Linked DNA regions of Homo sapiens: all the other regions are linked to region 1. Evidence: chromatin loops called from intact Hi-C (ENCODE). Cell type or tissue: GM12878. All regions are shown on one strand.

Evidence for each region. Hi-C counts contacts between places; a loop is a spot of excess contacts. Peaks named below come from ENCODE experiments on the same cell type or tissue, not always from the same donor. Only the 100,000 strongest peaks of a DNase experiment are listed, where the experiment ranks them.
Region 2: it touches region 1 in a loop (4-fold over the local background); 11 of 110 quality-filtered maps call a loop at or near these places.
Region 3: it touches region 1 in a loop (3-fold over the local background); 3 of 110 quality-filtered maps call a loop at or near these places.

What each region holds. Positions count from the first base shown.
Region 1 is chr5:17,312,236-17,320,235 of GRCh38, reverse strand. No RefSeq gene overlaps it. Among named protein-coding and RNA genes, the nearest start is that of LINC02111, 71 kb to the left of the region's middle. In GM12878, no CTCF peak of the experiment used is centred here; DNase peaks (open chromatin) are centred at 1,455, 2,545, 3,065 and 5,045; H3K4me3 peaks cover 1,693 bases; H3K27ac peaks cover 1,797 bases.
Region 2 is chr5:17,221,349-17,229,348 of GRCh38, reverse strand. The region is part of intron 1 of BASP1 (brain abundant membrane attached signal protein 1); the gene reads right to left. Among named protein-coding and RNA genes, the nearest start is that of BASP1, 7.7 kb to the right of the region's middle. RefSeq lists enhancers at 69-148, 1,269-1,769. In GM12878, no CTCF peak of the experiment used is centred here; DNase peaks (open chromatin) are centred at 308, 4,218, 5,815 and 6,916; H3K4me3 peaks cover 4,587 bases; H3K27ac peaks cover 5,051 bases.
Region 3 is chr5:17,422,353-17,430,352 of GRCh38, reverse strand. The region is part of intron 1 of LINC02217 (long intergenic non-protein coding RNA 2217); the gene reads right to left. Among named protein-coding and RNA genes, the nearest start is that of LINC02218, 18 kb to the left of the region's middle. In GM12878, no CTCF peak of the experiment used is centred here; DNase peaks (open chromatin) are centred at 3,822 and 4,790.

The DNA of each region.
Region 1 (8,000 bases):
CATCCTCTTTATTTATTTATTTATTTATTTGCTTACTTATTTATTTATTTTGGGGACAGGGTCTCACTTTGTCACCCAGGCTGGAGTGCAGTGACACCATCAGGGCTCACCACAGCCTCAACCTCCTGGGCTCAGGTGATCCTCTCACCTCAGCTTCCTGAGTAGCTAGGATGACAGGCACCTGCCACCACACCCGGCTAACGTTTTGTTTTTTGTTTGTTTGTTTGTTTGTTTTTTGTAGAGATGGGGTTTTGCTATGTTGCTCAGGCTGGTCTCAAATTCCTGGGCTCAAGGGATCTGCCCACCTCGGCCTCCCAAACTACTAGGATTACAGGCATGAGCCACCATGCCTGGCCATGCTCCGTCCTCTTTATCTGTGCAGTCTTGCCTGTCCTGTCCTGCTTCCTTGCTTCTCAATAGCACTTTTAAAGAGGCAGAGGAAAGAATTGAAGGACGTGTCACTAATTGTTTCTAAGTGGTAAACAAAATCACATTACTTTGAAACACGGACTTTCTCTCCATTCATATTTAAGAAATTTTGTAAGGAAGACTGAAGTAAGAATTAAAAGATCCATAAAATCCATATCCTGTGATTTGATACGGCTGAGAGTGTTGTGGCTTACAATTGTCTTCAGCCACTCGGGAGGAAACAAGGCCATGTTCTTTGCAGGATCCTGAGACCTGCGTTTTCAGCACGTGCATGGAAGCGATATCTAAGAGACTGAAATAAAAGGGATAATTCCAACATCTTCTTTTTTAAGCGAATTTTCCATTCATGTATTCCTATTGTCACTATGGAATCACTCTGGGGGAAGTGTACTTGGAAATCTGTCTTCATTTTCCATTTTCTTACCTGAATACATAAAAACCCTGAGGTTTGGATAGTATTAGTAAACCAAACTGAGAAAACAAACATAAAAAAGGATACTATTTTCTGGCCGGGCACAGTGACTCATGCCTGTAGTCCCAGCACTTTGGGAGGCCAAGGTTGGCAGATCACTTGAGGTCAGGAGTTCATGACCAGCCTGGCCAACATGGTGAAACCCCATCTCTACTAAATTAGCCCAGCATGGTGGTGCATGCCTGTAATCCCAGCTACTCGGGAGGCTGAGGCACAAGAATTGCTTGAACCCAGGAGGCAGAGGCTGCAGGGAGCTGAGATCACTGCACGACATTCCAGCCTGGACAACACAGTGAGACTTTGTCCCCCCCGCCACCCTGCCCCCCAGAAAAGAAGTCTAATATTTTCTGTATTACCTGGTAATAAAATTCAACAATTTAAGATAAAATTATCTATCTGCTTTACTCTTCTACTTTCTAATACCAACGAATTTTCAGGTTGGTTCATGGTTATGGTCACTCAGTCAAATGAAAGTCCTTGCCTTCCTTCATCTCAGTAATCATCGTTGCCAGACATTTAGCTTCCCATTGAATCTGTTATAAAGATCACAACACAAAAGTCACCTTCATCTTTCACTTCCCTTATGGAACCCCCCTTTTTGTGGGTCTAAAAAAAGACATCCTTCTGCTCTGAAGATCAAGAGCAGAAACCATTCTTCTTTTTTTTTTTTTTTTTTTTGAGACGGAGTCTCGCTCTGTCGCCCAGGCTGGAGTGCAGTGGCGCGATCTCGGTTCACTGCAAGCTCCGCCTCCCGGGTTCACACCATTCTCCTGCCTCAGCCTCCGGAGTAGCTGGGACTACAGGCGCCCACCACCACGCCCGACTAACTTTTTATATTTTTAGTAGAGACGGGGTTTCATGATTTAGCCAGGATGGTCTCGACCTCCTGACCTTGTGATCCGCCCGCCTCGGCCTCCCAAAGTGCTGGGATTACAGGCATGAGCCACCGCACCCAGCCTTCTTCTGGTTCTTAATTAGGGCACTATTCAGTCTCCCTAGTTTGGATGGATGGAATGGGATGGATGAAGAGAGAGAGAGATATATCAGATGGACAAGGGATGGATGGACGGATGGATACATTGATGGGTGGATAAAGCAAAAGTAAGAAAATGTTAAGAATCTGTTAAATCTAGTCGGGTGCATATACAGGTATTCATTGGACTATTCTTTCAACGTTCTGTATCTTTAAATTTTTTCATTAAAAACTTGCAAGAATAAAAGGTCATTGGTATAAACACAACAAAGGCCTTTTTCACAGTATTGCCATCTTTTCTCCTCCCAAACTACTCACGCCTTCCCATCATCTCTTCACCTGACACTGCCTTCTTCTTCTCGTCCCAGGCAACAAGGAAGTAAAACAGTTTCCTGCCTCTCACTGTGCACATTCAGAAAGTTGCTCTCTGTAGAGAGAAAATTTTGTCTAAAACAAAATTTTTACTAATAATCAACCGTGATTTTTGTTGAACTGTAGACCTCCACTTGTATTTGTTGCCATTTGAAATTTCCATAGTGCTGTTTCTTCTACACCCTTTATTGCTGAATCCGGAACTCAAGCCAGTCCTTCCCTCCTTATAAGACACACGTTCGTGCACACACACAAACACACACATTCAGTTCCCCCTCCTCCACCCCCACTCGGCTACACTGAGTCAAAGCCCAGCTGGCCCTATTAGAACGGAAAAGGAAAGCAATGAAACAGACCACACAAATATTCTAAGACTGGCTCCTTGGAAGGAAATTGAGAATTCATTGACATCTCCCCAGGGAAAAATAAGTGAAATTGTGTCATTGTCAGACACTCACATAACTAAATTAATGTGAAATTAAAATCAAAATGAAATATTCCTCTTCATGTTAAAAGTAGTTCACTTAAGTAGTCCATGTACAATTGGCCGCTCCTGCAGCACATTATTAAGTGATTTAAAAGATTAATTTTAACACAGATCACAGTTTCAGTGGTGGTTATGCTAGCATTAAGCAAATAAGCATACTGTCCCAGAAAGAAGCTGATGGTTGCAGGGCAGAAGCATCTTGTCTTGCCACAGGCAGTACAATTGCGTTCATACTTCTTGCTTCAGTTTGCAGTGTGTGTATGAGCCTTTAATTCATGAAACATTAGGAGAGGATCTTTTTCAGGAAGTGAGAACCCGAAGTTGACAGACACATAACCTCATCTAGAATGACAACTAACGAGTTCCTAAACCACAAATATTCATTTCAACAATTTGCAATAATCTACCGTGTGCATGCCAAAGCATTCTAGACAGAACAAACAGTAACAGGCCGGCCTTTGCCCCACAGCATGTTCCTCTAAAAACAGATCCATAATCAAATGCTAAGAAAATACATGCCCTCAACCCTGAAGCAAAAATGTGAATGCAAGCTACACGGGGTAATGTTCCCTCTGGACAGACACCAGTAAATCCAGTTTGCATATGAAAATCGAGGCTTCTTTGCTTCCCTGCACACGATGCTAAAGTGAAGGTCAACAATCTCTTTGACCCTGAGTTCCAAGAAGATGGGAGACTATCAGTGACAACGAATGACACAGACTGAGTCCTGGCCTCAGATGGGAATGAGTGTGGGGGGGTGGGCATGGAGACAGAGGAGGAGGATGAAGGAACAAAGGATTTCAAGCGGGGTCAGCAAACTCTTTCTGTAAAGGGGCAGATAATAAGTATTTTAGGCCTTTGGGCCATATGGTCTCTGTTGCAATGACCCCAGTTTGCTGTTGTAGTGCAAAGCTATAAGTGAATAGGTGGAACTATGTTCCAATCAAACTGTATTTATGGACAAACACTAAAACTTAAATTTTATATAATTTTCATCTCTCATGAAATACTATTCCCCCTTTTTTAACGTTTAAAAATATAAAAATCATTTCTTGCTCACCAGCTGTACCATATCAGTCAAGAAGCTGACTTTGCCCATAAGCCGTAGATTGCAGACCCCTGATTTAGAGCATTGATTCTCAGACTTGAGCATGCATCAGTCATGTACATTGATGAGAGCAAACACAAATCCTTGGGCTCTGCCCCAGCGTTCCTGATCCCACAGGTCTGGGATGAGCCTAACCATATGCATTTCTTACAAGTTCCCAGGTGATACTCATGCTACCAAGAACACAAATGGAGAACTATGGTTTAGAGACAAAGTAACAAGACGGAGAAGGGAGGAAAGAAGTGCCCATGGCCAGGCGTGGTGACTCATGCCTGTAATTTCAGCACTTTGGGAGGCCAAGGTGGGTGGATCGCTTGAGGCCAGGAGTTCAAGACGAGCCTGGCCAACATGGTGAAATGCCGGCTCTACTGAAAATACAAAAATTAGTCGGGTATGGTGGCGCATACCTGTAGTCCAGCGACTCAGGAGGCTGAGGCAGGAAAATCACTTAAACTCAGGAGGTGGAGGTTGCAGTGAGCCAAGATTGTGCCACTGCACTCCAGCCTGGACGACAGAGAGAGAGAAAAAAAAAAAAAGGGCCCACGTTGGCCAGGATGAGTCAGCAATAATCATTTGTTTGGGCCACGTAGAGCTGTTTCATGATCCCCAAGAGAGACTTCATTAAAAACAGCTTGCCTTGTATAAACATAAATAAATAACTCTTCCTTCATAGTTGATTCTCTTTGACACAGAAATATGAAAACCCCTATTTATAGTGTCTTTTGCACAGACACACATGAGCATTTAGCTAAATGGATCTTTAGATGGGGCACCCATCATCAATCTCAGAGTAGTAAAATTCTAGGTGAAGTAAATTAATTTTTCCTCCATCTGGGTAAGACTTATTTAGGTAAATAATGAGTAAAATAATTCTTTAGTTGAAGATACTTCATCTACTAAAAGAGCTAGTGCTGGTAGGTACAGACTACTTAAGTAACCAGGTTTTCCACATAAACAGATTTAAAATTCACCTGGGAATTGGTTTTACTCAGAGGTAATCTGACACCCTTCCTAAGGAACCACCCTAATTCTGGCTGTTTTACCCCAATCTGTGTATTGCTCTCATATGGCAATTGAGTGTTGCTTGTCACCACTTATCTCCTTAATTCAACCACAACAGCTGTTTAGTAGGAAGTCTCTTGTCTTTTCATTTACAAGCTTCTCAAATGAGCATGATTAGAACAAACATGACCTCAATTAAGGATGTTATGTTTGGGGGTTTTCGTTTCGGGTTTTCTTTTTTTTTTTCTTCCAGTTTCTTATATTCTAAGTGGTCTTGATTTGTGTTTGGTGTCATCCAGGTGACACTCTCTACTATTCTAGTATCTTTCAATGTTGTTTGCGACAGTTTCGTTTCAGAAGTCACATCGATGATAGAACACAGAATACTAATCCTGTCTAACAAGTGTAATTTGATCTCCAATTCAATTGCTAGTAGCAGGCAACCTCTCTGACCATCTCCCAATAGATGTGCTGGAGTCTTCTGGATTAATCCAATTCATCAGTTGATTGTTGGGGAATATTCAACCTAGCAGGCAGGCATCCTTAATGCTTTATTACTTGATAAGATATAAAAATACTTTCCAGTTAAATATTTTATCTTACGCTATCTCAGACTTATTATTAATTCAAGATCCCTTTCACAATTTAGCAGTTATATCTTTTTTTTTTTGGAGGCAGGATCTCTGTGTTAGTCCCTTTTTGCCCTGCTGATAAAGACATACCTGAGAGTCGGCCACGGTGGCTCACGCCTGTAATCCCAGCACTTTGGGAGGCCAAGGCAGGCAGATCACAAGGTCAAGAGATCGAAACCATCCTGGCCAATGTGGTGAAACCCCCTTTCTACTAAAAATACAAAAATTAGCTGGGTGTGGTGGCAGGCACCTATAGTCCCAGCTACTCGGGAGGCTGAGGCAGGAGAATTGCTTGAACCCAGGAGGTGGAGGTTGCAGTGAGCCAAGATGGCACCACTGCACTCCAGCCTGGCGACAGAGCCAGACTCTGTCTCAAAAAAAAAAAAAAAAGACATACCCAAGACTGGGCAATTTACAAAAGAAGGAAAGAAGGAGGTCTGTTGTTTTGTTTTCTTTGTTTTTGAGATGGAGTTTTGCTGTTGTTGCCCAAGTTGGAGTGCAATGGTATGATCTCGGCTCACTGTAACCACCTCCCAGGTTCAAGCAATTCTCCTGTATCAGCCTCCCAAGTAACTGGGATTACAGGCGTGTGCCACCATGCCCGGCTAATTTTTTGTATTTTTAGTACAAACAGGGTTTCACCATGTTAGAGCCTGGTCTTGAACTCCTGACCTCAGGTGATCCACCTGCCTAGGCCTCCCAAAGTGCTGGGATTACAGGCCTGAGCCACCGTGACCAGCTGAAACTCTGATTTTTAAAACCATCAGATCATGTGAGACCCATTCACTATCACAAGAGCAGCATGGGAAAGACCCACCCCCATGATTCAATCATCTCCCACCAGGTCCCTCCCATGACACAGGGGAGCTACAAGATGAGATTTGGTTGGGGACACAGAGCCAAACCATATCAGTCTCTGTTGCTCTGTTGCCCAGGCTGGAGTACCCTGGCGATCTCAGCTCACTGCAACCTCCTCCTCCCAGGTTCAAGAGATTCTCGTGCCTCAGCCTCCCAAGTAGCGGAAATATAGGCGCGTGCCACCACTCCCAGCTAATTTTTGTATTTTTAGTAGAGACCAGGTTTCGCCATGTTGGCCAGGCTGGTCAAATTCCTGACCTCAGGTGATCCGCCCACCTCGGCCTTCCAGAGTGCTGAGATTACAGGCACAAACCACCCGGCCCAGCCTCAGCAGCTATATCTTGCATGTCCACCCAGCAACTGAATAAACATTCCATATATGCTAATATAGGGCCAGCTTAATAGATTACCACCAATCAGCCATCTGTGTCATATGCCATCATTCTTCCTGACATCTCTGAATTACAAACTCAACCAAGAGTTCCAGTAATGAATCTAGAAGGTTACTTTTTCACATTTTACACCCTGTAAATTTTATAGAAAAAAAAATGAGGCCTAGAGAATTTAATTTGCACAACAGAATAATAGTTACAAAGATTATAACCCAGTTCTCACTCTCATTCTGCTTATTTGATCCAAGTGAAGAATACTATCCAATATTCACCCACAGTTCCTCTAGGTAGGGATGGGAGGAAGTAGGGAGTAAATATTATTACCAAGGAGAGAGGGAAAAGAAGAATATAGATATATATGTATATAATCGTAAATCATATTTTTATATATAAAGAATACATATAATTTTAAATATTATTAAACAACACAAGAAAAAGTAAGTATGGAGAAAAATAATCATGCACATTTCAAAAGAATACAGAAAGTGGGAGGAAAATTACATTCTCTATGAGAATAAGGCAGAAATATTCCCCAAAAGGAGAAAAAACTAAAAGGGAGAAATTACTCATATATTGGTCACGTTTATATGGTAACTTTTACACTTTTTTAAAAAGTCAACCCCATTTTTGTTTTCACTGAAAAATAGTATGTGTCCTGCAGTATATACTCAATAAATGTTTGTTGAATTGAATTTAAATTATTTTACTTTGGCAAGGTTATTTCTTTTTCACAGTGCTCACAGGGAAAATCATTAAATAGATTTTTATTCTGCCTTTCATAAGAGTCTTCATAGTGCTGCTCCATTTGATTTTTTCTTTGCAAGATTATCGTGTTTTGCTTTACTCTATTGTAGCTCCCTTTTTGGCTTCTATACTAACACTGCAAATAAACAGACCTGCCAAATCCTACCATCGCATTCCAAAGACTTCAGCAAACACGTCAAGTGTCTTGAACGCCACCAGCTTCTTTAAGAAGCCAGTTGAACCTTGATCTTTGTTAGTAAGATGTTGCTGTTGTTTCATTTCAAACACCCCAGGCAAAGAGGAGCAGAGTTCTTGCTTGGACTTCAATTCTGTGTTTGTGTTCATGTAGAGTTTGCAAATGCCTTACTCATCTTTAGAAACAAATATTCTTTAGAACTCCAATTGGAGAAATCATTGCAATTAGACCTTTTGAGAGGTGACAGCGTGCTAGCAGTCCTCACAGCCCTTGCTCTCTCTTAGCGCCTCCTCTGCCTGGACTCCCACTTTGGTGGCACTCGAGGAGCCCTTCAG
Region 2 (8,000 bases), 91 kb after region 1:
AGTACAGCCATTTCTTCCTTTTCGGAAGGGTTTTCAAACCTTATTTAACAAGACATGCCACTGCTCACAGGTGCCTTTTCCTCTCTCAAGCCTGGAACTGTGTAATTAGCTAGGGAAGTAGTTAAATGTGTTATCAGAATCAGATTTAAGTGGAAATGTGTCCCCAGCCAGTTAAACCTCACACTAACCACAGTGCACGTTAGTGTCCTCAAACATTTGATTCTATCTGTGGATGCTTTCTCTACCTGGTAAACTATGCAAACAACTGCTAACAGGTCAGGGCTTGCTGGTTTGCCACGCTGTGTGATATCCTAAGAGTTTTGTTTTTTTTTTAATAGGTATACATCTCTGAATTCTCACCCCCTTCCAACAGGAAGCACACTCAACTCAAAACTGGCTTGGGTTTCTTCCACTCCCCTTAGAAACAGCAGTAACATTTTTTGCAGCATTACATCATTCTGGACTTCTTTGCCCTTTTTCTGAGATTCCTGGCTAGCTCACTGAAGAAAAGACAAAGAATCCCGCTTTAGTCGTATGCTTAGCCAATGCGGATCAATACAGAAATGAGACTCACAGGTAGGAACTACGGATCTAAAGAAAGCAAGTTAAAGGAATAGTGTTTGTACGTGTGTCCCAATCTGCCAACTGGTCCCTCTATCCATCACTTCCTTCTCCCCTTAACGTGGCAGTATTTGTTGCTGGAAACAAGGATATGGTCAAAGAATACATTGCTAGTCACAGCATTAAATTTCAACAAGGTGATTTGATTTAAGCAAGAAGGGCTAATTAACACGGGTTTGGGGTGAGGTGGAGAGATATGAAGCTTGTTGGCTTTTAAATTCACTTCTTTGTTAAATTCACTTTTAAGTTAAATTCCCTGCATTTAAGAGTTAGTTAAGTTAAACATAACAACTTAGAAATATTCATAGGACTCCTTTCCCATTAAGAATTCATTTCATTTAACACTACAGTTCTTACCGTAGTGGAACCATGTTACCATTCCATTGGATAGTTACCTCTCTCTGCATTGTGGTCAGTTGAGTTCTCTTACGATGACCCCCTGTACCTGTCCACCCAGAAAACTTTGGTACAGATGAAATCAAAGCCCAGGCTCTCTGTCTGGATGGCAGAAATAAATCCAGTTACAATAGAAAAGTAGAGGTGAATGGAATAAGCCACTTATGTCCTGTTTTTGTCTCTTCTACCAATGAAAGGATAACCAAACCTTCAATGAGACTTTCCATCAGTCAATCATCGGGTCAGATGAGGAAAACTAGTAACATGCAGCTGTGAGTCAGAAAAAGAAACACATACCTGGGAAGCATTATCAATCTTGTCTTAACAACCTTCTGGAGAACATTGGTACAAACACTTGTTACTATCTGCCTGAAAACCAAACATTTGAAAATTCTGGAACCAGGTTTCTAAAGTCCAGTTGGGTGAGCCTTGGGAAATATGAGCTTGGGTTCTCAACAACAGATCACCAGGGCTACTGAGCAAAACCCAGTGCCACAATAAACCTCCTGTCAATAGGGTGGCATTCACCCTGTTTACCTGAGGTTGGGTGATTATGAGAAGCCTTTGGAGGCACTGTCATCACCAATTGTTAATCGAGATTCTTTCTTCCTTAGAAAAATGAGTTATTGGCCGGGCATGGTGGCTCACGCCTGTAATCCCAGCACTTTGGGAGGCCAAGGAGAGCAGATCACTTGAGGTTAGGAGTTTGTGACCAGCCTGGCCAATATAGTGAAACCCCATCTCTACTAAAAAATACAAAAAAATTAGCCGGGCATAGTGGCGGCACCTGTAGGCCCAGCTACTTTGGAGGCTGGGGCAAAAGAATTGCTTGAACCTGGGAGGCGGAGGTTGCAGTGAGCCGAGATCGTGCCACTGCACTCCAGCCTGGGCGACACGGCGAGACTCTGTCAAAAAAAATATTGTATATATATATATATATAAAAATTAGTCAAGCTTGGTGGCGTACACCTGTAGTCCCAGCTACTAGGGAGGCTGAGGCACGAGAATTGCTTGAACCCAGGAGGCAGAGGTTGTGGTGAGCAGAAATTGCGCCACTGCACTCCAGCCTGGGCGACAGAGTGAGACTGTCTAAAAAGAAAAAAGGACGGGTGCGGTGGCTCACACCTGTAATCCTAGCACTTTGGGAGGCCAAGACAGGTGGATCACGAAGTCAGGAGTTCAAGACCAGCCTGACCAACATGGTGAAACCTTGTCTCTACTAAAAATACGAAAAAATTAGCTGGGCATGGTGGCGGGTGCCAGTAATCCCAGCTACTCGGGAGGCTGAGGCAGGAGAATCGCTTGAACCCAGGAGGCTGAGGTTGCAGTGAGCTGAGATTGCGCCACTGCACTCCAGCCTGGGCGACAGAGCAAAACGAAAAAAAGAAAAAAAAAAAAAAGAAAAATGAGTTATTCAGAGAAGATTCCAGGACACTTTATCTAATCACAGTAATAATGGCTATAGTAAATACCCAGGTGATCATCTAACCTCACCCTGCCTTCTGGGTGCATTGCAGAATTAAGGAGTGGGAAGTCACTCCAGAACTCTCTGCCTGTCCATCTAAAGTCAATCTGATTTCTCTACATTTTCCTTTTCTCCAATCATCTTACACCTAAGGCAAATACAGACACTGTGATCCTCTAATGAAATAGCTGAGAACATTAGTAAGGGTTAAAGACAGCAAATATTCCTACAGCCTCTACAGTTTCCAAGGCAAGCTCAGAGAAGGACAGGAGACCATCCTATGAAGACCCAATAACTCCGAGGAAACCTTTCTTCTCTGTCTCTTTAAGAAACAGCTAGTTCTCTCTGTCAGTGGATACTGTTTTCCCCCTTTTGATACACTATTTCCCCCATTAGATCTTGTTACTATTTACCTTGGTTATTGTATTAGTCTACGTGGTAATGGTGTTTTGAATAGACTGTCAAAGGAAAAATGAAGTGGGTCTTTTCAAAGTCACTTTGCCATGCAATTCAGGAAATTTGTAATTTAGAAAGCTCAACCAGGAAAAGTTTTTATCTAACAGCTATTTCTTCATAAACTTAAAAAAGAAGTATTTTTCTCTAATAGAACCACAGCTTTTCTTTAAAAAGACAAAGAAGTTTTAATTTTGGTTTATTTTAGGAATATATCCATTTCTGAATCTACGTAAGTGTAATAATTAAAAGCATTATGAAAATAAAAGTTACCTATTAATTGTGGGTTTCTCTGGAAAATGTAAATTCAAACCTGCTCTTATTGACCTCAATATGTCATTTTAAATGTGAAATTAAAATTGTGTCTCATCAAAAACTAAACTTATCACAGATTATCCAAACACAAATGCACACAGTTTACATTTACCAACATCAGTTTCAAACATCCCAATAGTATGCTTTAGAAAGTGTTTTAGCATCTTAAGCACTTATGTTCCATATTTTAAGGACTACTTCAGAATCTAACAGATTTTTTAAATCCTCTAAATCACCCCAAATACTATAAATGGTAATTTTAAATAAAAAAGATTAAACATCCCGTTGTATGCAGCTCTCAAACCAATAAGCCAGATAACGCTAGAAATCGGCATAAAAGCTCTCCATCCACCACCTGCCACGACAACGTGCACACTGGATCTGCCAAGAGGGCCCCGAGCATTTCAGGGGTGGGTGGGATGCCTGACTGCTCCGCTTGCTCTATAGCCCCCAAATAAGTCTAAAGCCAGCTGGCGTTCTTTTCAAACACATACCCACCATCGCCAGCTTCCCAGCCCCCAACCACTGTGCATTTTGGGAGAAAAACAAGGATTTAACTTAAATTTTAGAAAAACTAAAGTTTAGTTTTATGAAGAAAGTTATTTCAGTGCATGCCATATACTTTTTGGCATATAAAGGAAACCACGTGCACATAATGTAAGAAGCAGAAAGGAGTAAGTTGAGGGGAAGATGGCCTGTGGATGAAGTGGCAGCAGGTAGTGACTGCACCGTCCCCCTGGGGCATGTGTGGTGTATTAAAAGGCCGAAGAGGTCTCCTCTGGGGGAGATCATGAGACGGATATAGGATCCAGACTGGTTTTTTTTTTAATGGTTCTAGGGTACAAAAAAAAATGGTAGAAAAAAAAGTTTTACGTTGCAGACAGTGAGTAAGAGTGACTCAATTAGACATTCTCTGCTTCTCTCTCAGAAGAGAGGGGCAGCAGGAGTGAGGCTTTATGGGGAAATAACCTGGGTTTCCACGCAGCCCATAAGCAGCTCGTGGGACTCTGAGCAACCCACTAACTTCTCTAAGATTATTTTGAGTTCCAAAATGAGTGTTTAGTCATGAGCTTTTAAACCTTCTGCTCCAAGGAAAGTACTTACAAAGGACTGAGGTTTCGATAGTGGTTAAAAGCAGCCACTGGCTTTCTGTAAGTGGATCCTGCGTGGACGCGGAACAAAACAGATTGACCAATTTAGGCAGGACTTGGTTTATTTCTAATCAGGCAACACTAACTACACAGTGGCAGACGGTCTGCTAGAGCCTGGTCCATATCTCAGAGCAAAATTGCAGATAAGTAAGACATTTGGGGTTATGACTTCCATCTGCAATGTCCAAGGAGAAACGTGAAAGTATCAACCAAATCCACATTTATAGTCCTCAGTAAGAGCAACCACAATCATCATACTAGAAAGGAATGACTTAAGGTATTAGTCTCCATTCACTATGACAAGAAGCACCTCTAATCTACAAGCAATTTAACGTAATACTGATGAAATATTAGAAGTATACACTGGATCTCTTCCATAAATAATTTTTCATTGAAGAAGTTAGTATCGCTCTCTCTAAATTAATACTGAAGATGTCAATATGTGAAAAGGCTACCCATTTTATTCAAGAGCCCCCCTTCCCCTTTTTTCCCCCCCTGAAGAGTCCATATTACCTAAGATAAAATGGCCAAGGCTTAGGAGAAGTACAGTGTAGCTCCATCTACACGGATTGAAATCCTAGGAAACTTTTTAAAAGACATAACCACTATATCTAAAATCCCCTTCCTTACAGTGAACACCTGACAGATAGAGTAAAATATATGACTTCCCTCCAGAATCCGTAAGATACAAAAACCTGTTTAAGGAAGCTGTTAAACAACAATTTACCCAAAATGAGAGTGAATTCACCTTTGCTCAACAACAAAGTGTCCAGAAGGACAAAAGCAAATCCTTGGGCATATCCCTGAAGTAAATGTCTGAAATGTTAAGACCAGTTCCAGAATTGATCCACCCCAAATAGCTGAAATTCCAAAGACTTTTTTGTTTTGTTGTTCAGAGTTCCTGATTTCTAAGGTCCCCACGGGGATAATTCCTTCCAAAGATTTGTCAATAGATCACAACATCTTTACATTCCTACATAATACAACTTTCAGTTTTACTCCAGGTATGGAGGCGGTGGGCATCTGATGCCTGTTTGGCAGGGGCAGGGTGGAGGTAGTGGGAATAATATGGAATGTAAAATACCTAAGTTGGCTTATCAACCTTAGTACTAATGACTTAGACTTCTTTCAAATGCTAATGATACATCTGATTCAAGACACAACAAAGCTAAGGATTTTCAGGAATCTGAATGAGTTACATCTACACCCAAGGTCATACAGCTAATCAGGGTGAGTCCAGGTCTCAACATATCAAAGCAGTAATCCTGTCTCTGAAGTTCCAAGGACTTTCATTTTTTTCCTTCAATTAAAAAAAGTACAAATTCAGTATGGAGGCTGGGTTGTATTAACCTACCCACTTTTGAAACTTAGTCCACATGAACTACTGACGTATTTAGCGTATTCTTAACCACACCTGGAGGAGTTTTCTAAACCGCAGACTTCTATATTCTACCTACTGAGCAAGGCACCACCATTGGCCTGTCTTGCAATAATGGTCTCTTTGAAACAAACATATGAGTAGCTATAGATGAAGGATGCAGTAAAGAAAACTGATATTCACACTCCTTTAAAAAGATGCACTGAATATAAGGAGGCATTGTCCTAAGTGCATGACAATTTTGTTTAATACTTACAGTAACCATGTATCACAATTCCCATTTTCTAAATAAAATTGAGGCACAGAGAAGGTAAGCAATTTACCAAAGATCATACAACCAGTAAATGGCTGAGAGAAGATTCGAACCTGGTGCTGTGGCTCCAAAGTCCATCCCCACCATGCCTAACCCTCCAAATCATGCTTTCTAAATATTATACTCCCTACACAATGTACAAATTGCTGAAATATCTACTTCAAACAGAAGTTCAAAACACAAACCAATGAAGTCCAGTCCTGCCTCCTTCAAAACGAACCAAAAAAAAAAAGAGTTTATAAAATGCTTAAGTGATAAGGGGAAAATATTGTGTAAATGCTTTGCTTTCTCCACTGCACACCATTTTCCTATATTATCCTGAAGTGTTTCCTTATGCCCTGGGCCCCTGTGGTGCTTGCAGATGGTTTCTATTTCTAAATCTCTAAAGCTTTCAGGAATGTATTCCTAGACTTCCAAGCCTGCTCAATCACCACCTCTCAGCACTGACGGCCTTGTTGAGTCAAAAAATCTCAGCTTTCCCTATTTTTGTTCAAAAATGTACTGAGTATGGAAAGTCTGTAAAACATTAAGAAATAATTTTTTATGTTATTTAAATCCTTAGGGTGCAGAAGAAAAACACACTATTTCATTCTCTCTGCCTCCCATTTCATCCCATTTCTGACTTCTAGAGGGAAAAGGAGAATGCTGTTTTAATCACACTGCTTCCTTCTTAGGCTTGTGGCTCCTCAAAATTACAATTGAACTATATTCTGGTGAGAAATGGACTCTGTATGGTTGATTTTTACTCTTGAGAGCATTTACCAGACATCTGTTCTCATGTGACACTTACCTAGACGTCTGCCTCAAAGGCTGTGGCTGGAAAGGCGTTTCACAAAAGCCTTCCTTTGGCAGGCTGGGCACTGCTGTGGTTTCAAGACTACCCTTGTATTTTCTCAAGAGAACTTAAATGCCACTTCTTAAGTTACATAAGTATAAGTATAAGCAGACCTGGGGAATTCAAGGAAGGTGGCCATCTTGATATCATGAAATCCACTTTCAGGCTAATTCCCATATAATACAGAATTTCAAATATCTACAAACACAAGGACAGAAAATAGGAACCATGATATTTGGTCCCCTTTAGGATTGAGACATCCTACTTCTAACTTAATACTCCTGGGGTCCCCCGGGCTTCATTAATCAAGCTGGAACAAAAATACAGCTGAATATACTGAAATTAGTTAGTGATGTCAATTACACTGAAAGTGTTGATTGACACTTTCAGTTGTTGAAAACACTTTCAGTGTAATTGATATCACTAATTGAGACTGAGAGGTTGAGGAGCCCTTCAGAGCCAGCCATTCCACACTTAAGTCATTTTTAGATATCATATGTAGTTCTTATTACAACCCCAAAATAGGAATTATTAGATTCTTCAAATCCAGTCTTTATACGATTTCCTGAGAAACCACTCCAAAAACATTACCCCAAAACACATAAAGAGTACTTTATCTTTCAAAATATTCTATTTGCAACCTCACAGTTCCTTCCTAATAGTTGTCCACTATAATTAAGCCAAAGAAAAAAGCTCATGTTCACTGGCTTATCTAATGTCTTAAGAGATACAATAAATTTAAAGGATTAGATATAATTAGAGAAAATTTGATATAACAATAAAGATTCCATGCCCATTTTCAGAGAATATTCAAGTTGTCTATATATCTACTCAGTGTTTTTCCCCAGCAGTTACCTGGTTTCCAGGGTACCAGCTAAGACCATCATTAAGAAGAGAAAGAAGATGTGAAATAAGTAGGTACAAACTACATTAAGATAAAGGTCTGGACAAATCAACGCATTTCTTTCAACAGAATCAGATACCAAGGGCAATTGCTTCTGACAAATAATAGTTCACAGGTCTTCTTTGGATATTTAAAAAAAAAAAAAAAAAAAACATTTACAAGAGATCAC
Region 3 (8,000 bases), 110 kb before region 1:
GATGAGTTCAGGACTCTGGGCTCCCAACAGCCATCAGCCAGCTCTTGGGTTCGAGCTGCATGTGAGGTTCCCTGCCTCCTCAGTTGTCCCTCTTGCTGCTACTATGGTGCTGTCTTTGCTCTGCAGCACCCGCGGTGGCAGGCAAGGTTTATGCTGTGGACCCCCTGCTGCTGAAACCCAGGGCCATCCCCCATCCCTCTGCAGGCTGCACCATAGTGCTCGAAGGTGGCTTCACCCACCTCCTCCAAGGGCTTTCCGGATTGTTGTTCTGCAACACCAGCAGGCTCTTCCAATCCATGTTCATTCTTTCCTCCAGCTGATGTGATGACTGTGCCCTCCCAGGTTAAGCTGAGCCAGATAAGGGTCAGGGATTCCTTGCCTAAATGGGATCACTCTTCTTGCTCCACCACTGGAAACAGTGTGAGGAAACCAGGGGTGCAGTCAACATGAAAAGAGATCACATTTTAGGAGTGCTGTGATTACAGCCTCAAGGGTTCAAGAGAAGACATGGTTGGAAAATGTGTTGTTCTATATTTATACCATAAAGTTCCAAAGGGTAAATTTACCTGACCATAAAATAAATGACTGTGCACATTTTCCTGCATACTCTGTGCATTTGTGGTCGCCTTCAAAGAAGCACCGGCACGACCTCTGAAAAAGCCATCAGAAGCCAGTATTCACAGGCAGCAGGATGGATGGTACAGCATCATGAGTAATGATGTAGCCAGCATGAAACAAATAGCACTGGGGACTTTAGAGGCAAGAAGAGTCAGAACGTCTCAACACAGACAGGTTCTGACAAGCTATAGGTCTTGAATAATAACAAGATTGCCACCCTTTTCTCACAGTGGGAGATATGAATTACTCAGGAACAACACATTTGACAATAACTAATATGAAGAGATGATTCCTGGATCCAGAAGGAAAGAGGTGGTGTCAGGATGCTGCAAAGAATTATCAAGTAGTCTGGACAATAAACAAATATATCAGTACCTCCTTACCCATCATTCTTAATCTTCAGTGGTCAATCACTAAACCTTGTATATGTTTAAAATTTTGCAAAGCATTTTTCAAAGGAATTGCTTGTATAAATGAGAGACCCACAAAAAAAAATACTTGCCCAGAGTCCCACGTATCCTAGTGTGGGCCCTAAAGAGGTAGGATAGACACGTTCTCAATGTCCTAATTCTAAGAAGGGCATCACAAAGCGTGAAGGTACTCCAAAGACAACTCTGAGTTTTTCTTACATCTTGATCAATTCCCATTGACTTTTAAGCATTGTAGAAAGTAGAAAAATTACAACCAGAAAATGTGTCTGGAACACAGGCAGATACCCACTGAAACTTGAGACCAGAGTAAGAGAGACTGACTTCAGCTCAAAACAGTGAAGTCTCCAAGGCCTCATGCACACACTTTGAACAAAGAAGAAAATATGGCTGTGCAATTGCACAACTTGAGGAATAGCACATGGGGGATAGGCTGCCAGTCTAGCTAGAGAAGGAAATATACAATCCCATTACTGCAAGCTAAGAAGAAGGACAATTCATCAAGACAAGAAGGTTCTGTGGCAGTGTCTAAGGAGTCACTGTACTTTATTCAATAGTAAAAAAAAGCTCGGAAAAAAAGCTGATCTGTTTTCACAACTAGGTGAGCCCTAGTCACCTGTTCCTTGGAAACTGCTTCATTTTCTTTCTGCTTCTTTTGTGCTACACCCACGTTTTCTTCCCCTTCCCCGCCAGGTCTCCTGTTCTGCAGGATTAGAGCTGAGCCCAAAGCGGTATGTTCTGTTCCTCCCTGGCAGCAACACTTCCACATTCGGAAGTGCCAACCTATGCGCAATTCTTCTCATGTCAGTTTCATTGTTCTTTCCCTCCTTCACTTTGTGATAATTATGCCTATTGGTATCTCCATTTATTTTTCCAAAGAGCACTAAGAAATGTATAACCCCAGAGCAACAGAAGCACAACCCACCACTACTTCCTTTTTTTGGAGTCTTTGGCTTGGATCAAGTTACCATTTGCTGTATTCATATGCGGGCAGGAAGAATTACAGAAATAAATAAGTTAACCCTCACTTCAACAATGACTGGAAACCATGATTAATTCAAACAAAAGATATGTGCAGTGACTTTAACATTTAGAAGGGCCAAATTATGCTATCCTTCCTTTATTGAGTAAAGCATACTCTGCTAAGGAGAGCCTAATTTCTGTATTTCTGTCACTTAATAGGTAGTAGAGGATGTCTACAGCTTTTTTTGGAAAACCTCAGATATGACAGGGAAAAAGAACAAAAAAATTGAAGAAAACAAAGAGTACAGTAAAACTGTGAGAGGGAAAGGAGGAAACAGAAAAAAATGAAAGAAAGAGGTATGTCTGATAGGATGGAGAAGGAGTCAGTTCCATGTAGATTGAGAGACTCTTGGGATATGGTTATTGGCCAGATGCCATATATGTTGTATATGAAACTGGGATAACTATAGCAGAGGTTGTTTTGAAAATGAATTGGCTAATGGGAATTTGCTGCATGCCTATCTTACGCTATGTATAAGGAACATTTCAAGCCCAGTTGTTACACATCAGTACTTTCTCTTATTGTTACATGTCAGTGTCCCTCTTTACGTCACAGTGAGGGCTGGGATGCAGGAAAAGTGAAGCCTGGGTTCACCTAGCACAATACCCTTTTTTCTCAGCAATTCTATTAACATAACAACTGTGACAAATGTCATAATACAAATGCCAACAGACAGCTGGACACGGGGGCTCCTGTAATCCCAGCACTTTGGGAGGCCAAGATGGGAGGATTCTTTGAGCTCAGGAGCTCAAGAGCAGCCTGGGTGACATAGTAAGACCTCATCTCTACTAAAAATAGAAAAATAAAAATTAGCCAAGCATGGTGGTGCATGCCTGTAATCCCAGCTACTCAGGAGGCTAAAGTGGGAAGATCACTTGAGCCCAGTAGTTCAAGGCTGCAGTGAGCTCACACAACTGCACTCCAGCCTGGGTGACAAAGCAAGGTCACCAAGGTGCTGTCAAAAAAAAAAAAAAAAAAAAAAAAAGCCAACCAAAGAATTTGAACACATTGTTTTTATTCTGGCTTTACAAGGAATTTCAGTATATGAAGAGATTTCCTTGCTTAAATTATTTTGCTAAAATATTTAACTAATAGCTGGCATTAATGAGTGAGTGTGATGTTCTAGGTATACTTTCAGGTACCTTAAATGTAATAATTTATGGAAAGCTCACAATAGCTCTACCCTCATTTTGCTGATGAGGAGATTGAGGCTCAGAGGGACTAAGCAACCTTCCCAAAATTTCCCATCTGGTAAGTGATGAAACTGGGTTACAACCACAAAGCAGCTTATTCGAAGCTACTTTTGAACTCTCGGATATTCCAACACATTAAATCAATTAGCATCAACTAGCATCTTTAATGACTTTTTGATTTGGTTCTACTTGCTACATCTGCAGTCATCGTCATTCATCCACAAAATAAATACGCTTTCTCACTCTCCTGATTATTAAAGTGCTCTGTTCTCCTGAACTTGACAAAACCTGAATATTCATTCAGGAAGCAAATAACTGGTGAAATCTATTAAACCATCCAGAGACTCTTCCAGGCCATAGATCTGAAACTGTCATGGGTAGTTTAGTAATTTTTGAGAATCCACAATGCCTTTAGAACTGCACAGAAGATGAAAGAATATTATCTCTACCTCACCCTCTGAAAAAAGCCAGAGAAAAACCAGCAGAACTTCTTGTTCCTGTATCTGGTGGCACATCATATGCTTTTAGATATGATCATCGAGACAAGCAGAGTTTCAATTTTCTTTTTAAGCTCCACCCTACAACCAGCAGAAGAGAAAGTTTTCTAAATCACGCAGACCCATGTTACTTTTACAGTGGAGCTGGTGAGGGAGTAGGGTGCTGTTTTTAATTCTGGAAAGCAACACACACAATGGAAATCTGATCCTACAAAACCATACCTCTGGGATAGCATCACCTTTCAGTCTCATAACATTTAATTGCCTACATAATTCACACTTTTAGAATATAATTATGGGTTAATATCACATTTGCATACAAACTTCACACAGGCACAATAAATCAATTACAGCCACCTGAAAAATCAAAGACATGTCTCTGAGGTATCTACTTATCCATAAGCCTGTTTAGAAAAATTTCCCCTCCCTTTTTAGTTTGTCTCCAGGGCTAATACCTAAATCCAGAAGCCTGAACCATCCCATCATTTCCACATCTCTTTTACTCAAGGAGAGCTTTAAATTCCGTTTTAGGACTTTTTCTCAAACAGGTTCTCTTAATGGTAATATTCAAATAAAGGTAGGAATATTTCAATATTAATAACTAGTCTTTAGTGGGCTTTATCATTTGCAATTTACTACCTCATATATTTTTCTTGTAACACACCAAGCAACCCTGTGAAATGTCATGTGAGTGACATGCAATTATCAGCATTTTACACATAAAAAATGTGACCTGAGAGAGGCGATGTAATATTATTACTGGTTACATGGCTGGGAGATATTACAGTCAAGATTCATACCTAGGTTTTCCGAGGCTGAAATGTTCAGCAAAAATCCACTTTAATATGAATCAGGCCATATGTACATACATTTTATTAAACAAAAATCTAGAAAATATCCTAAGAGTAGATGTAAGCATTCCGTGAGGTATTTTCTATGAATTCAAGCATACTACAGCTACCACCACATAAAAGACAGACGTGAAACCAGACTCGAAATGAAAACCAACAGAACTATTTTTATTACCCACGCTTTGTATAAAAAACAAGAGGAGAAAAAAGCCTGAAGATCAAATGACAAAGAACTTTCTAAATCTGTCACTTAGTAACATATTGCTAAATTCTTGTTTTCTTTGTCCGCATATGTTAAAAGTCTGCCTTCTACAGAAGATTTTATATTCTTTCTCTCTCTCTTAATACTCTACCTTCTCGAGTGCAATGGGAGAATGACAGGGTGACTGATTAATACATGCATAATATCAAAAATGTGTAAGACATGTGTAAAGAGAATTTTTTTTTGTCTTTGACATTGCCTGTGTTCCTCCCATTTTTACTAATTTTTCAGGTATGAGTATTGTATAATGAAGATCCAGGATACTGCAAAGCCAATTAAACACAAAGGACATAACTTTCACCTCAGGAGATGCACACGTGCCCACAAAACCCGCCACTGAGCTGCCTCTTTCTCTATGTCTACATTTCAGACCATCTCTAAAACATTCGTGGGCAGCTCATAATTCTTGCCAAATCCATATTTAACCTTCTGCAGCCACATTAGTGGACATGGCTTCAGCATTCGTTGCCTAGAAAACAGATCAATAGGCTCTACATTTTGAAGGGCATCAAATCCTCCCGGTCAGGGGCAGAGAGGCGGTGGGCCTGAGAAGAGCCAGCAGCAGTCAGATTGAGCCTCACTGCGCTGCCTGCACCGGACGGAACAGAACCTTTCTGGGGCTTGCCGGGCATCCCGCACCTAGCGGGGGCTGAGTTGCTGTGCTTCTCCTGGGCACTCAGAAATGCATCAGCCTGGGCCAACAAATCAAAGCCGAAGCTCAAACTAATTACAGTCTGTGTGTGGCCAGGGCAATCCCAACAACTCCCATGATTAAACTTCAGAGGGGTTTCGAAACGTCTGCAGGTAGACACATTCCAGCCCAGCCGTCTTTTCTCCCTTCAGCATCTTCAACAAACTCTTGGGCAAGATTACAGGAGATTCTCCCTTTCTCTATTATATATTTCTGTAACAAGTTGAGTCTCTTTAAATGGTAAGCAGATATCCTTCTTATCAAAAAAAATGCTTAAAAATTACCTCCAGCTCAATATTCTTTTATATCATTGCTGTATCTGAATAACATGTTCAAATGAAAACTGTGTTGCCTCTGTTTGAGTCACAATCATTAAGGGCTGAGCTGCTTCCAAAGACCACAAAGAATGTGCTTCTCTTCAATTTAAATGATTATCTCAATGTGGAATATGAGTAGGTTTTGTTGGGGTCTTTGAAACCGTTTCTGAGTTACATATCATAAAGTCTGTGCCATTCACAGCCATGAATAAAATAAGTTGTAAATGAGTAAAGTGTAAAATTGCATGCACTGCAATTTGACCCTTTCATTCAAAAGATGAAAAATCTGGCTTAGTTCTGGAAATTCCTTCAATAGACTGAGTTGGAAAATTTCCACCAAACTAGATGTTTATTTTATAAATAAAACACACCATATCACACATCCAATGTCAAAAATGCTCTTAGCTCTACCTTCAAAGGCTACCTCGGACCTAACCACTGCTCACTCCTTCTTCTGCTTCCATACTGGCTCAAGCCATTCTCCCTCACTTAGGTCATAGACTCTTTGTGATTCCATGTAATTACATGGAATAGACATTCCTCAAATGTCGATTCCAAACACATGACCCTCTGAAAACATAAGTCAGATCATGTCAGCGCTCTGCCCAATACCCTGCAATGGTTCACTAGTTCCCTCTGAGGAAGAGCCAACACCCATAAAGGCCACCAGGCCCTCCTTGAACTGTCCCCATTAGAGCTCTCCTTCTCATCCCTGATCCGGCATAATGGCTTCTTGCTGCCCTCAATGATGCCTTGGCTGCAGCTCCTCTCTACCTAGAAACCTCTCCTCTACATATCTGCATAGCTAATTCCCTTCACTTCTTCAAATCTTTGCTCAAATTATCCCATTTCAGTGAGGCCTTCCCAGACCTCCCTATTTAAATGGTAACCAGTGCCTTTCTTTTTCCCCCACTACCCTACTCCACTGTTCCCTGTTGCCACAGCATTTTGTCTCTTCTGGGATATTATATAAATTACCATTGTATTATGGTGACTGTTTATCATCTGTCTTTGTTCATTTGGTTCACCTGTATATCTCAAATCACCTGGAACCATACTTGACCCATAGTAGGGGCTCAGTAAATATTTGATAATGAATGTTGAAAGAAAGATGAGTTGGAAATGGCTAAAATTATGCTATCCCTTACCAATATACCAATATACTCCATTGCAAATTTTGGAATTTCCTTTTTCTTACATACAGTTCTTAATATTGATTTACTTCCCCAACATAATCCACAAGGGAATAAAAGAAGATTCAATTCCTCTCTTTCTATTCCAACCAAAGTTACACTTTTTGAGGAGAAAAAGTGGAAAGTAGGCCTGTGAGCTCAAATTTTCTCCATTGTGCATAAATGTTTGCACATGTGTATCTGTTGTTAGAATGGCCTCATAAATTGTAACAGCAAGTCAGAGAAAGCCAAGTGAGCTATCCAAAATTCAACTGAATATCATCTTAAATATTCATCAGAGTTGTAAGGTCTTAAGACCATGAAAGAATGCAGAATCACACCAAGAAAAAAAATCTTTACCACTTAATAAAAACTATACTTTTAAATACCTTGAGATTCCATCAATTGTCTTTAGATGGTACAATGGTCTTAAGAAGTCAAGGAAAAATATATTTACAACTCTTACAAAACAAAAAAAATATTGAGTTCTATCAGGTGATCAACCTGGATAAAATCTGCAGATTTCTGTGAATAAAGAGAAGAATTGGGGAGCTATGTGTATGAAACATCAAGCCAGAGGAATGGGCTACGGGACCAAAGAGGCCCACCCTTATTACATTTCAAAGTCCATGAAATGACAACTGTAACATGGGGCTCCATGTATCCCATTGTGATCATTCACAAGACTCCCAGTCTTAAGTAACCTGAATTAACAGGGAAGGAGCCTACTATCTTCCATAAATTGGGAAGCATCTTTTAACCTTGGGAAAATATAGCATTACCAAATAAAATTTTAAGAGCCTGAAGATCTTGGCATATTATTTGTGTTAAAACAGAATCGAGAGGCCAGATGCAGTGGTGTGCACCTGTAGTCTCAGCTACTCATAGGACTGAGATAGAGGGATCACTTGAGCCCAAGATTTTGAGTTTAGCCTGAGCAACATAGC